Linked DNA regions of Homo sapiens: region 2 is linked to region 1. The links are chromatin contacts, found by Hi-C or POLR2A ChIA-PET in ENCODE. All regions are on one chromosome and are shown on one strand. Each heading gives the region's core, a stretch centred on a gene start or an enhancer-like site at or near the end of the contact. The rest is flanking DNA. Distances are from core to core; before and after follow the strand shown. Region 1 overlaps PLEKHM2 (pleckstrin homology and RUN domain containing M2). Region 2 holds the start of TMEM82 (transmembrane protein 82).

Region 1 (5,372 bases), core at 1,467-3,966:
GGAGAATCGCTCGAACCCAGGAGGCGGAGGTTGCAGTGAGCCGAGATCATGCCATTGCAATCCAGCCTGGGCAACAAGAGTGAAACTCTGTCTCAAAAAAAAAAAAAAAAGGGGGTGGGGGTATGTTATTAGCTGGGTGCGGTGGCTCACTCCTGTAATCCCAGCACTTGGTGAGGCCGAGGTAGGTGGATCACCTGAGGTCAGGAGTTTGAGACCAGCCTGACCAATATGGTGAAACCCCATCTCTACTAAAAATACAAAAAATTAGCTGGGCATGGTGGCAGGTGCCTGTAATCCCAACTACTCGAGAGGCTGAGGCAGGAGAATCGGCTGAACCTGGGAGGCGGAGGTTGCAGTGAGCCAAGATCGTGCCATTGCATTCCAGCCTGGGCAACAAGAGCACAACTCCATCTCAAAAAAAGAAAAAAGAAAAAAAAAAGGTATTATTAGTCTTAGGAAGCTTGGCTAAGACTTAAAATACCCCAGCTGGCCGGGCACGGTGGCTCACGCCTGTAATCCCAGCACTTTGGGAGGCCAAGACAGGTGGATCACGAGGTCAGGAGATCGTGACCATCCTGGCTAACACGGTGAAACCCAGTCTCTACTAAAAATACAAAAAAAATTAGCTGGACGTGGTGGCGGGCGCCTGTAGTCCCAGCTGCTTGGGAGGCTGAGGCAGGAGAATGGTGTGAACCCGGGAGGCGGAGCTTGCAGTGAGCCGAGATTGCGCCACTGCACTCCAGCCTGGGGAACACAGCGAGAATCCCTCTCAAAAAAGAAAAGAAAAAAGACCCCAGCCTGCCTGCCTCACTTGTTTGTTTATTTTCTGCTCCCTGTGTCTTTCTGAGGGGATGGATGTCGAGCACTGGCCCTTCCCTTACATTCACAAGAGGCTGCGCCTGAAGCTGCAGCAAACTGCTGATGCAAGCTCGGGGGGGTAGTCGTTATGGTGGCCTCCCTGAAGGGACATTCAGTAGTTGCAACCACATGGCCCTTCTCCAGCTGTCACTGATACGGACGGGTCGCCCAAAGGTAAATGACAGCAGGTAGCTTGAGCTCCACCTTTCCCCTGGGGATCTGCCTTGTAAGGGAGGAATGTCTGTGAGACCAGAGGGGCAGTTTGCCCAACCAGTGACCATGCTGTGAGTAGAATTCCCAGACGCAAGGTGGGCAGTGGCATGTCACTTTCCATGGGACGCGTCCTCACCCACCTTGTACCTACAGCATCGCCATGTGAGGGGCAGCCTCCAGGACTCAGTGGACCAAGAGGGCCCCTGCAGTGCAGTCTGGCTCGGAGGTTGAGATGAGCTTATTTAGCTGTGGCCATCGTGGATGTAATCCTTAAAGAGGTGATTGGAGGTGAGGTGGGTGGTAATCCACCCATTCTTCAGGTGGGTTTTTTTTTTCTTTTTTTGAGATGTAGCCTTGCTCTGTTGCCCAGACTGGAGTGCAGTGGCACAATCTCAGCTCACTGTAACCTCCGCCTCCCAGGTTCAAGCAATTCTTTTGCCTCAGCCTCCCAAGTAGCTGGGATTACAGGCATGTGCACCACCACGCCCAGCTAATTTTTGTATTTTTAGTAGAGATGGGGTTTCATCATATTGGTTAGGCTGGTCTCGAACTCCTGACCTCAAGTGATCTCTCCACCTTGACCTCCCAAAGTGCTGGGATTACAGGCATAAGCCACCGTGCCCAGCCTTTTTTTTTTTTTTTTTTTTCGAGGCAGGGTCTCACTCTGTTGCCCAGGCTGGAGTACAGAGGTGTGATCATGGCACATTGCAGCCTCCAGCTCCTGGGCTCAAGCAATCCTCCTGCCTTAGCCTTCCGAGTAACTGGGACTATAGGTATGCACCACCACGCCCAGCTAACTTTAAAAAAAAAAAAAGTTGCTAGAAACAGGGTCTTGCTATATTGCCCAGCTGGTCTCAAACTTCTGGCTTCAAGCAATACTCCCGCTGACTCAGCCTCCCAAAGTGCTGGAATTACAGGCGTGAGCCACAGCGCCCAGCCCTCAGGTGGGGTCTATTCTGTTTTTGGATTTCCACCTCCTAGACCTGTCCTGCTGAGGCTCTTCCAAACACTCTTGTGTAAATAACGTTTGGTCTCCATGGAGCCCACAGGGAGGCTGCTGTTACCTGGCGGCCTTCTCCCTGGGCATCACAGGAGAGTCGAACCTGCCAGGCCAGGCCGGGCCGGGCAAGGTTTCTTAGGTATCCTTAGGTCTGTGTCTGCGGTGGCTGAGCAGGGATGGGGCAGGCACAGCGGTGGAGCCCCACAGTGGCCAGGCAGTTAAACAGGCACGCTTACAGCCATCTGTCCAGCCTCTCCTGTTGTTGGAGCAGGCGTTTTTATCCTGCTCTGTAAATAGGGAAGTGTGACCCCTGCTCCCCTAGTATAACTTGCGAGTTGACAGCAGAGTTAGAATCCAGATCGCCCCTCTTTTGGGCTGGGCAGGGTTGCAGCCTCTTTTTGACCTTGTCTGACGAGGGAGAAAGGAAGGACGTCACTTGGAACTGTCTTATGTTCATTTGGCTGTTTATCGTCTTTCACAGCCACCTTTGAGTTAATTATTAGAGACCAATCTGGAAGGATTTCTTCGTATCAACCATAGTACTAGAAATTGTTTTGTGGGTGTATGAAGATCAGAGAGAGACGGGACAGAGAAGGCCGGGCTGTGGCAGCTCAGAGCAGAGAGTGGGACTCACCCTGATTAAAATTCTCTGAGTCAGGCATTTCTTGGCTTGTTGGAGTGTACCACCCACACTTCCCCGAAGCAGTCTTGTGACGCCCAGCCTTCCCAGAGCGCCTGGGAGCCCTGTGCTCCTGGCTTTGGGAGAGTCTGGGATGAGCTGAGCTAGCTTTTCCCGGCCCTGGTGCCTGAGCACAACCGAAAAATCAGCAGCAGGGACAGGAGAGCAGCTGAGCAGGTCTAGAGCGTGGTCTGGGAACATGCCTTTGAGACAGAGGCCTCAGAGTCCGTGGACCTTAGGGAACCACCATGTTTAAAAATTTACCTTAAATCTGAATCTCTCTCTTCATTCTCAGCTGACCTTGCTTACTTTTGAATTTTCTTCTGATGACAACTTTTTCATCCTCCCACCATGGAGCATACTGGCCCACCTGCTTGTGGACTCTCCTTTGTGGCCAGAGGGGTCCCATCCTGTCTTTCCTGGGCAAGGACTTTATTTCTTTACTCTACCCTGTTTTTCCTGCCACTCTTTTGGCAAAACCGGTCAAAGGGATTTTCTGTATTTACTGTCTCTTCCTCCACTCCCTCCGTCCCTCCCTCCCTCCCTTCCTCCCTTCCTTTCTTCCTCTTCCTCTCTGTTCTTCCACTTCCCTCACCCCCTCTTCTGACCCAAAATAGGCAGAATGGCATACCGAAGCCCCATGTTCAGCTCGTATCATCACCGGACAGTCTATACCACCAGCCCTCTATTATTTTGAAACAGATTTCCAGACATCCATAAATATTTCAGTACGTATTGTTAAAAAATGAGGATTCTTTTCTCACATGACCCAATATTACAAAAAATTCACAATAACTTTTCCTCAATATCATCAAATATTTGCTGTTTCAAGTTCCAGCTGCCTCATCACTGTCATGTTTAAATGCCTCATTTGCTGATGCGGGATCCACACAAGCTCCTGCCCTCCGTGATGAGTGCCCATCAGGCTGCTGCCCCCGCCCCTGCGCCCATGTGCTTTCCTCATGGTCCCAGCACCTCCCTTTTAGGCCCCTGCTGCCATGACCCTGGCGACTGACCACACCTGCCCTTGGGAAACTTTCCTCACTGGGCTTCTGGAGCACATACTGCCCACGTTTTCTGCCCACCTCGCTGGCTGTGCCTTCGTGGTCTAAGACAGTGATCCTCAGCCCGGGCCAGGCATCAGGATTACCTGGAGTGTTACAGTGCTGCTTCTTGTGCCCTGACTCCAGAGTTTCTGATGTCATTGGTCTGGAAAGGGGCCCGGGCATTGTTGGGCTGCGTGGGTGAGGACCCCTGGTCTAACGCAGCCCTGGCGGCTCAGTACTCAGACGCTCCTCCTGCTGCACACTCACGGCTTTCAGTGGCTGGCGGCACCCCCCCTGCCCCTGAACCTCAGATCCATTTCCACAGCTGTGTCCTTGATGTCTCCACGTAGATATCTTTTTTTTTTTTTTTTTTTTTTTTTTTGAGATGGGGTCTCACTCTATCACCTAGTTGGAGTGCAGTGGTGCAATCTTGGCTCACTGCAACCTCTACCTCCCAGACTCAAGCGATTCTCCTACTTCAGCCTCCTGAGTAGCTGGGACTACAAGTGTATCGTGCCATCATGTCCGACTAATTTTTTGTATTTTTGCTGAGGTAGGGTTTTGCCATGTTGCCCAGGCTTGTCTCCAACTCCTGAGCTCAGACGATCCACTCACCTCGGCCTCCCAAAGCGCTGGGATTATAGGCGTGAGCCACTGTGCCCGGCCTCCACATAGATGTCGGATAGGTGTTCTGAACTTATGCCAGAGCTGAACTCCACCTGATCCAGAAACGGCTGCCGTCCACCTGCTCAGACCATACCTCAGAACTGTTGCTGGCTCCTCCTTTTCCCTCATGCCCCACATTTAATCCATCGCTAAATCTCTGCGGCTCTGCCTTCAGACCCTGCATCTGACCCCTTCTCCTGTCCTCTACACTGTAGCCAGCTCCCAGCCCCCATTTTCCCATTGTCGGGGCTGCTAGCCTCCTAACCAGCCTCTGCCTCCACCCTGGCCTTTCACAGTCTGTCTACTCACCATACAGAAACTATGGCAAGGCCGGATCTGGTGGCTCACGCCTGTAATCCCAGCACTTTGGGAGGCCGAGGTGGGTGGATTGCTTGACCCAGGAGTTCAAGACCAATCTGGGCAACATGATGAGACCCCATCTCTACAAAACAGAAAAACTAGCCTGCTGTGGTGTCGCACACCTGCAGTCCCAGCTACTCGGGAGGTTGAAGTGGGAGGATCGATTGAGGCAGAGGCTGCAGTGAGCCAAGATCGCGCCATTGCACTCCAGCCTGGGTGACAGAGCAAGACCCTGTCTCAAAAAACAAGCAAGAAGCTATAGCAGCTTTGTAATAGTGACATCGAGTTATGTACTTTCCTGTTCTCACCTGCCAACAGCTTCCCATCAAACTGGTAATGAAACGCAAAGCCCCTCGCACGGCCTGTGTGGCTGTGCATGATCCGGCCCTCAGCTGCCTTCTTGACCTCATCTCATGCTGCTCACCCCTCACTCCCTGAGCTCCAGCCACACCAGGCTCCTCACTGTTGCCCCTGCTGTTCCTCTAACCGGAATACTTTCCCCCCGGATGCCACAATAGCCATTTCCTCAGGGAGATCTTCTTGGCTCCTT
Region 2 (5,372 bases), core at 2,575-5,074, 39 kb after region 1:
TTCGATGTGGTCAGCACGCGGCTATACAATCAGCCGGTGGACACAGCTGGCAGGGTGAGCAGGGGCGGGTCTAGGGGAGACCGTGGGGAGCTGGGAGCACCCCCCCAACACACACACACACACACACACTCTCACACACTCACACTCACACATGCACAGCCAGAGACACGCAGACACAGGCCAGGTATGCAAACACATTAACTGGGCTTGTTTGCTGAGCCCCCGGGTCCCAGGCACAGGCTAAGCACTTTCACATCTGGATTTTATTCCATCCTTATAATCACATTCATCTTCCTGATGAGGAAGCTGAGGCTCAGACAGATCAACTGACTTGCATGAGTTCCCCCAGCTGGTAAGGGGAGGAGCCAGAACTGGAATTCAGGCCTGACCCCACAGCCTTCCCATGGCGCCGCAGCCTCACAGGTGTGTCCAATACAAAGGTGCTGTCCATAGGGTGTGTGGGGGTGAAATTGACCCGTGTGCCAAGATGTGGTGCCAGCCAGGGCCTCAAGGCCCCTGTAGTAACACTCACCCCATGTCTTTCCCCAGGGCCAGCTCTATGGGGGCCTCACCGACTGCATGGTGAAGATCTGGCGGCAGGAGGGCCCCCTGGCACTCTACAAGGGCCTGGGCCCCGCCTACCTGCGCCTGGGCCCCCACACCATCCTCAGCATGCTCTTCTGGGACGAGCTTCGGAAACTGGCTGGGCGGGCCCAGCACAAGGGCACCTAGACGACGGCCCTCACCCCCACGTCCTGACACGGCCGGCACTTGGCCGGAAGTGAGAGCCTGCTCCAGGACAACTGGCTGTCCCGGGGCGGGCCATGGGCCCAGGCCCTGCCAGAGGTCCCGGGAGAGTGTGGACAGCTCTGGTCCATCCAGCCCCTTGGCCCACCCAGGTCCAGAGCATCCACTTCAAGTTACCACCCATTCTGTCTTCCAGACAGTTCTCTTCCTTCTCTGTACTGCGTACTGGGTCACCACATCCCAGAGCCTTGCTCAGTTATAGCAACTGCTGCGGGCGTGCACATGGCATAGGCCCAGTAACTTACATACATCGGCTCACTTAGGCCTCAGACAGCAGCACGAGGCAGGCACTTTTACTTCTTTTACCATTAGAAAGCCAAGGCCTAGAGTGGTGGGCTTTGACCACAGCCACACAATTTTGAAGTGGCAGAGCCAGGACTGGAGCTTAGCCCTGCTCACCCTAGACCTATGCGCTTGACAAGTGCGTGACTGTGACAGGCCCATGGGCCCGGACTGCCCATAGGGGTCACTGTACCATGGCAAAGGCTGAGGTGCACCAGGAGGCTGTGGCGTCGTCACCTGCCTTATTTGCTGGAGAAGCTGTAGCAAAGAACCACAGACTGGGCGACTTAGACAATAGAAATGTATTTTCTCACAGTTCTGGAGGCTGGATGCTGGAGACCAAGGTGTCAGTGGGCTGGTTTCTTCTGAGGCCTCTGTCCATGGCTTGCAGATGCTGCTTTCTCTCTGTGTCTGCACATGGTGGTCCCTCGATGTGCGTCTGGGTCCTGATCTCCTCCTCTTATAAGGACACAAATCATGTTGGCTTAGGGCCCACCCTCATGACCCCACTTTAATTTTTTTTTTTTTTTTTGAGATGAAGTCTCACTCTGCCACCCAAGCTGGAGTGCAGTGGCACGATCTCGGTTCACTGCAACCTTGGCCTCCTAGGTTCAAGCAATTCTCCTGCCCCAGCCTCCTGAGTAGCTGGGATTACAGGTGTGTGCCACCACACCCGGCCAATTTTTGTATCTTTAGTAGAGATGGGGTTTTGCCATGTTGGCCAGACTGGTCTCGAACTCCTGACCTCAAGTGATCCACTGGCCTTGGCCTCCCAAAGTGCTGGGATTACAGGCATGAGCCACCTCACTTGGCCCAATTTTAACTTAATTATCTCTGTCAAGAGCCTATCTCCATATACAGTCACATCCTGAGCTACTAGGGGGTAGGACTTCAACATGCACTTCTGCAGGGGCCGCAGTTCAGCCAACATCATCTTTTTTTTTGAGATGGAGTCTCGCTTTGTTGCCCAGGCTGGAGTGCGGTGGTGCAATCTCGGCTCACCACAACCTCCACCTCCCAGGTTCAAGTGATTCTCCTGCCTCAGCCTCCCGAGTTGCTGGGACTATAGGTGTGCGCCACCATGCCCAGCTAATTTTGTATTTTTAGTAGAGACAGGCTTTCGCTGTGTTGGCCAGGCTGGTCTTGAATGCCTGACCTTGCCGCCCGCCTCGGCCTCCCAAAATGCTGGGATTACAGGCGTGAGCCACCGCGCCTGGCCTCAGCCAACATCATCTAAGGGCTCTCACGGAGGGCCTCCCAGCTGCCCGCCCTGTGGGCATTTGCACATATCCTGACAAGCCTGAAAGAAGCTCCGGGTGCCCATTGTTCAGTCCAGGTGCCCATTGTTCCCGGGACTGAGGCCCGGGAAAGGGAAGCGACGTGGCAGGGCCAGCAGCAGACCCTGGGCCTTTCTCTAGACTGAGCACCATTCCCCGTGGGTGTGCTCTCAGCGCCGCACCGACCTTCACACTGCAGAGATGGATGCCAACTCCCTGGCAGGGGCAGGACTGCTGCCGAGCAGCCCCACCTGCCCTCCCAGCCACACCCCAAGTCTGTAAGGGCCGCTCCCAGGAACACCTGCTACTGCACACTCCAAACCAATAAAGTTTTATATTTTGTTTACTTCAACGACCCTCCTCTGTGGTGAATCTCAGTCTCCCCCATCCCTGACCCCCACCTTCTGCTCCCTCTGCCCTTTCTGTTTGTGAAAGCAGGATGGGAGCCGTGGTCCACCTGTTCAGCTCCGCCCTGCTGGACCCAGGTGAGGCCTGCCACCTAGTGGACCCAGGGAGGAGCATCAGGAAGGGCGGCCCCGGCCTGTGGGAGGAGAAGGCTCAGGCAGGCTCGGGCTGCAGGAGATTCCACACCGAGTCAGAGCCGGAGGCTTTGGGAAGCTGGAACCAGACCTTACAAAAAGCAGGCAGAGCTGACCTCCTGGCTGTGGGGGAAGAGAGCCCCAGACCTCAGGCTGAGAGGGCACAGCTGATCTCTGGCTATGGGGGGATAGAGTCCCTACTCTCAGACCCTGGGCTGAAGGGTCAGAGCCCACACTTCAGGCTGCAAGAGGACAGGACCCACACCTAAGGCGGGGCAGGACAGATGGAGCCTGGGACTTCGAAGGGGCATTGGGTGGTTCAAGCCCTCAAGGAAGATTGCTATTTTTTTTTTTTTTTTTTTTTTTTAGACAGAGTGTTGCTCTGTTGCCCAGGCTGGAGTGCAATGGTGTGATCTCAGCTCACTGCAACCTCCGCCTCCTGGGTTCAAGCCATTCTCCTGCCTCAGCCTCCCGAGTAGCTGGGATTACAGGTGCCTGCCACCACGCCCGGCTAATTTTTTGTATTTTTAGTAGAGACAGAGTTTTACCATATTGGTCAGGCTGGTCTCGAACTCCTGACCTTGTGATCTGCCCACCTTGGCCTCCCAAAGTGCTGGGATTACAAGTGTAAGCCACTGCGCCTGTCCTCCCTCAAGGAAGATTTCAAGTAAAGTGGATGCCAGACTTTAGCAGGGACAGAGACCAGAGACCAGCCCAGAGACACCTGTCCCTTCACCCCACACTGCCCAAATGGGGAGCCCGGGCAGCAGCTGGCTCCAGGCACCCCGTGTGCCTGGAGCTGGGACCTTGCCCTTCTGGGCCTCGAAGGGTTAACACCCCTGGCTCTCCTCCCCTCCCCTCCCCTGGGCCTTTGACCCCTCCCAGCCTCTCTCCTTCCCTCCACCGACACCTTTGCCCAGTGACGTTGGTCTGTCCTTACGCAGACCTGGCCGGAGGCTGGGGCTCCTTCCGGGGCTGCCATGTTCTCTCTTCCATCCCTCCCCTCCTGGCTCCCCGGCCTCCCCTCCCTCGAGTGGGGCTCTAGCCTCCTTGACTCCCTCCTGCAAGGTGAGCACCTCGCCCCATTCCTGCCTTGGCCCCGCCCCCTTCCAGCTCTTTGCAGTGCAGGGTGGACCCCACCCACCTGGTCTCCCGACACCCCTGCCCCTTGGCCGCCCCCTCTGACCCTACCAATGAAGCCTGCCCTCCTAACACCCCTGCACGCTGCCTCGCTGCCTCCCTCCCGCCCCCTCAGGCCTGATCGGGGCCCTTGGAGTCTTGGTCCTGAACAGCCTCCTGAAAGTTTACTTCTTCGTGGGCTGTGCCAAGTGAGTGCCCACCTCATCCCCCCAGGGAATGTGGCTGGGGGCACGGGGACCCCCACCAGGGGTCGAAGGTGGCAGTTCTGCACCCCTGCCCACACCCATTCTGTCCCCAAAGTGACCCGCAGCGGCGACCCGAAAAGGAGCGGCTTCGGGCCCAGTGGGCCTCCCTGGAAACGGTGCACCTGGCAGGGCTGGCCCTGTTTCTGACGGTCGTGGGGTCCCGGGTGGCTGCCCTCGTGGTGCTCGAGTTCTCCCTCCGGGCCGTGTCCACGCTGCTGTCCCTGGGCAAGGTGAGGCCTCCGGGAAGGCAGTGGGTGGATCACTCCCCAGCCCAGGGCCCGGGCTCACCCCCGGAATGTGGGCAGCAGGGCCCAGGTCCAGCATCCCAGCCTCTTCGCCGTATTTTCCGTAAGACTGAGAACAGAGGCTGCAGGTTGCACCTTTGGGTTTGGTTGCGGAAGCGGCCACACTCACAGTGGACACAGTCCCAGTCCCAAGAAGACAAGAGCGACAGTTTCTGTAGATCCGGCCCCCCAAATGCCAGGCCCTGCGCCGAGTGCACCGTGTGCATCACGTAATCCTCACAGCCACAGGGGTAAAGGTTTGCTCTGATTCCCCATTTCACAGATGGGGAAACTAAGGCTCAGAGAGTATGTGGCTTGTCTATGGTCAACAGATAGAGTCAGGCTTTGGACCCAGGTCTCTGAGACTCTGAACCACCACCCTTCAGCTAACAGATGGGCCCCAAGTACTAAGACATGATTGAAGGCTGGGCGTGGTGGCTCACGCCTGTAATCCCAGCACTTTGGGAGGCCGAGGCAGGCGGATCACCTGAGGTTAGGATTTCGAGACCAGCCTGGCCAACATGGAGAAACCCCATCTCTAAAAACAAAAACAAACAAACAAAAAAATTAGCTGGGCATGGTGGCGGGTGCCTGTAATCCCAGCTTCTTGGGAGGCTGAGGCAGGAGAATTGCTTGAACCCAGGAGGCGGAGGTTGCAGTGAGCGGAGATCGAGCCACTGTACTCCAGCCTGGGTGACAGAGCAAGACTCTGTCTAAAAAAAAAAACAAAACAAAACCCATATGATTGAAATTAAGGTGAGAGAGATGATCCCCTAGGGCTTCATCTGAAGCCGATGT

What was found. Hi-C counts contacts between places; a loop is a spot of excess contacts on that map. ChIA-PET counts read pairs that join two places held with the same protein, here RNA polymerase II (POLR2A). Pooled maps may share reads with other maps.
Region 2: a loop to region 1 is called in a map of heart left ventricle, with 1.9 times the contacts of the local background. The contact joins the promoter of TMEM82 here to the enhancer-like site in region 1. A Hi-C loop is called at or near these places in 4 of 168 maps with a recorded cell type or tissue (ascending aorta, heart left ventricle, posterior vena cava and 1 more), 4 of 37 single-sample maps with no recorded cell type and 13 of 50 pooled maps. POLR2A ChIA-PET finds 5 or more read pairs at or near these places in 13 of 52 experiments (B cell, BJ, Caco-2 and 9 more).

Annotation. Positions count from the first base shown.
Region 1 is chr1:15,701,020-15,706,391 of GRCh38, forward strand. The region is part of intron 1 of PLEKHM2 (pleckstrin homology and RUN domain containing M2); the gene reads left to right. Among named protein-coding and RNA genes, the nearest start is that of PLEKHM2, 19 kb to the left of the region's middle. Within about 2 kb of position 2,717, at least 26 of the 41 ENCODE cell types and tissues checked have a DNase peak (open chromatin) inside an H3K27ac peak, as active enhancers do; they include ascending aorta and heart left ventricle, where a contact is called at or near this core.
Region 2 is chr1:15,738,675-15,744,046 of GRCh38, forward strand. TMEM82 (transmembrane protein 82) reads left to right here and starts at 3,825. Exons shown (of 6, transcript NM_001013641.3): 1 at 3,825-3,973; 2 at 4,161-4,233; 3 at 4,346-4,520. The coding sequence starts at 3,886. SLC25A34 (solute carrier family 25 member 34) reads left to right here. Exons shown (of 5, transcript NM_207348.3): 4 at 1-54; 5 at 550-2,718. The coding sequence ends at 732. SLC25A34-AS1 (SLC25A34 and TMEM82 antisense RNA 1) reads right to left here. Exons shown (of 2, transcript NR_149050.1): 2 at 1,377-1,548. RefSeq lists enhancers at 2,935-3,004, 3,406-4,186, 5,147-5,372.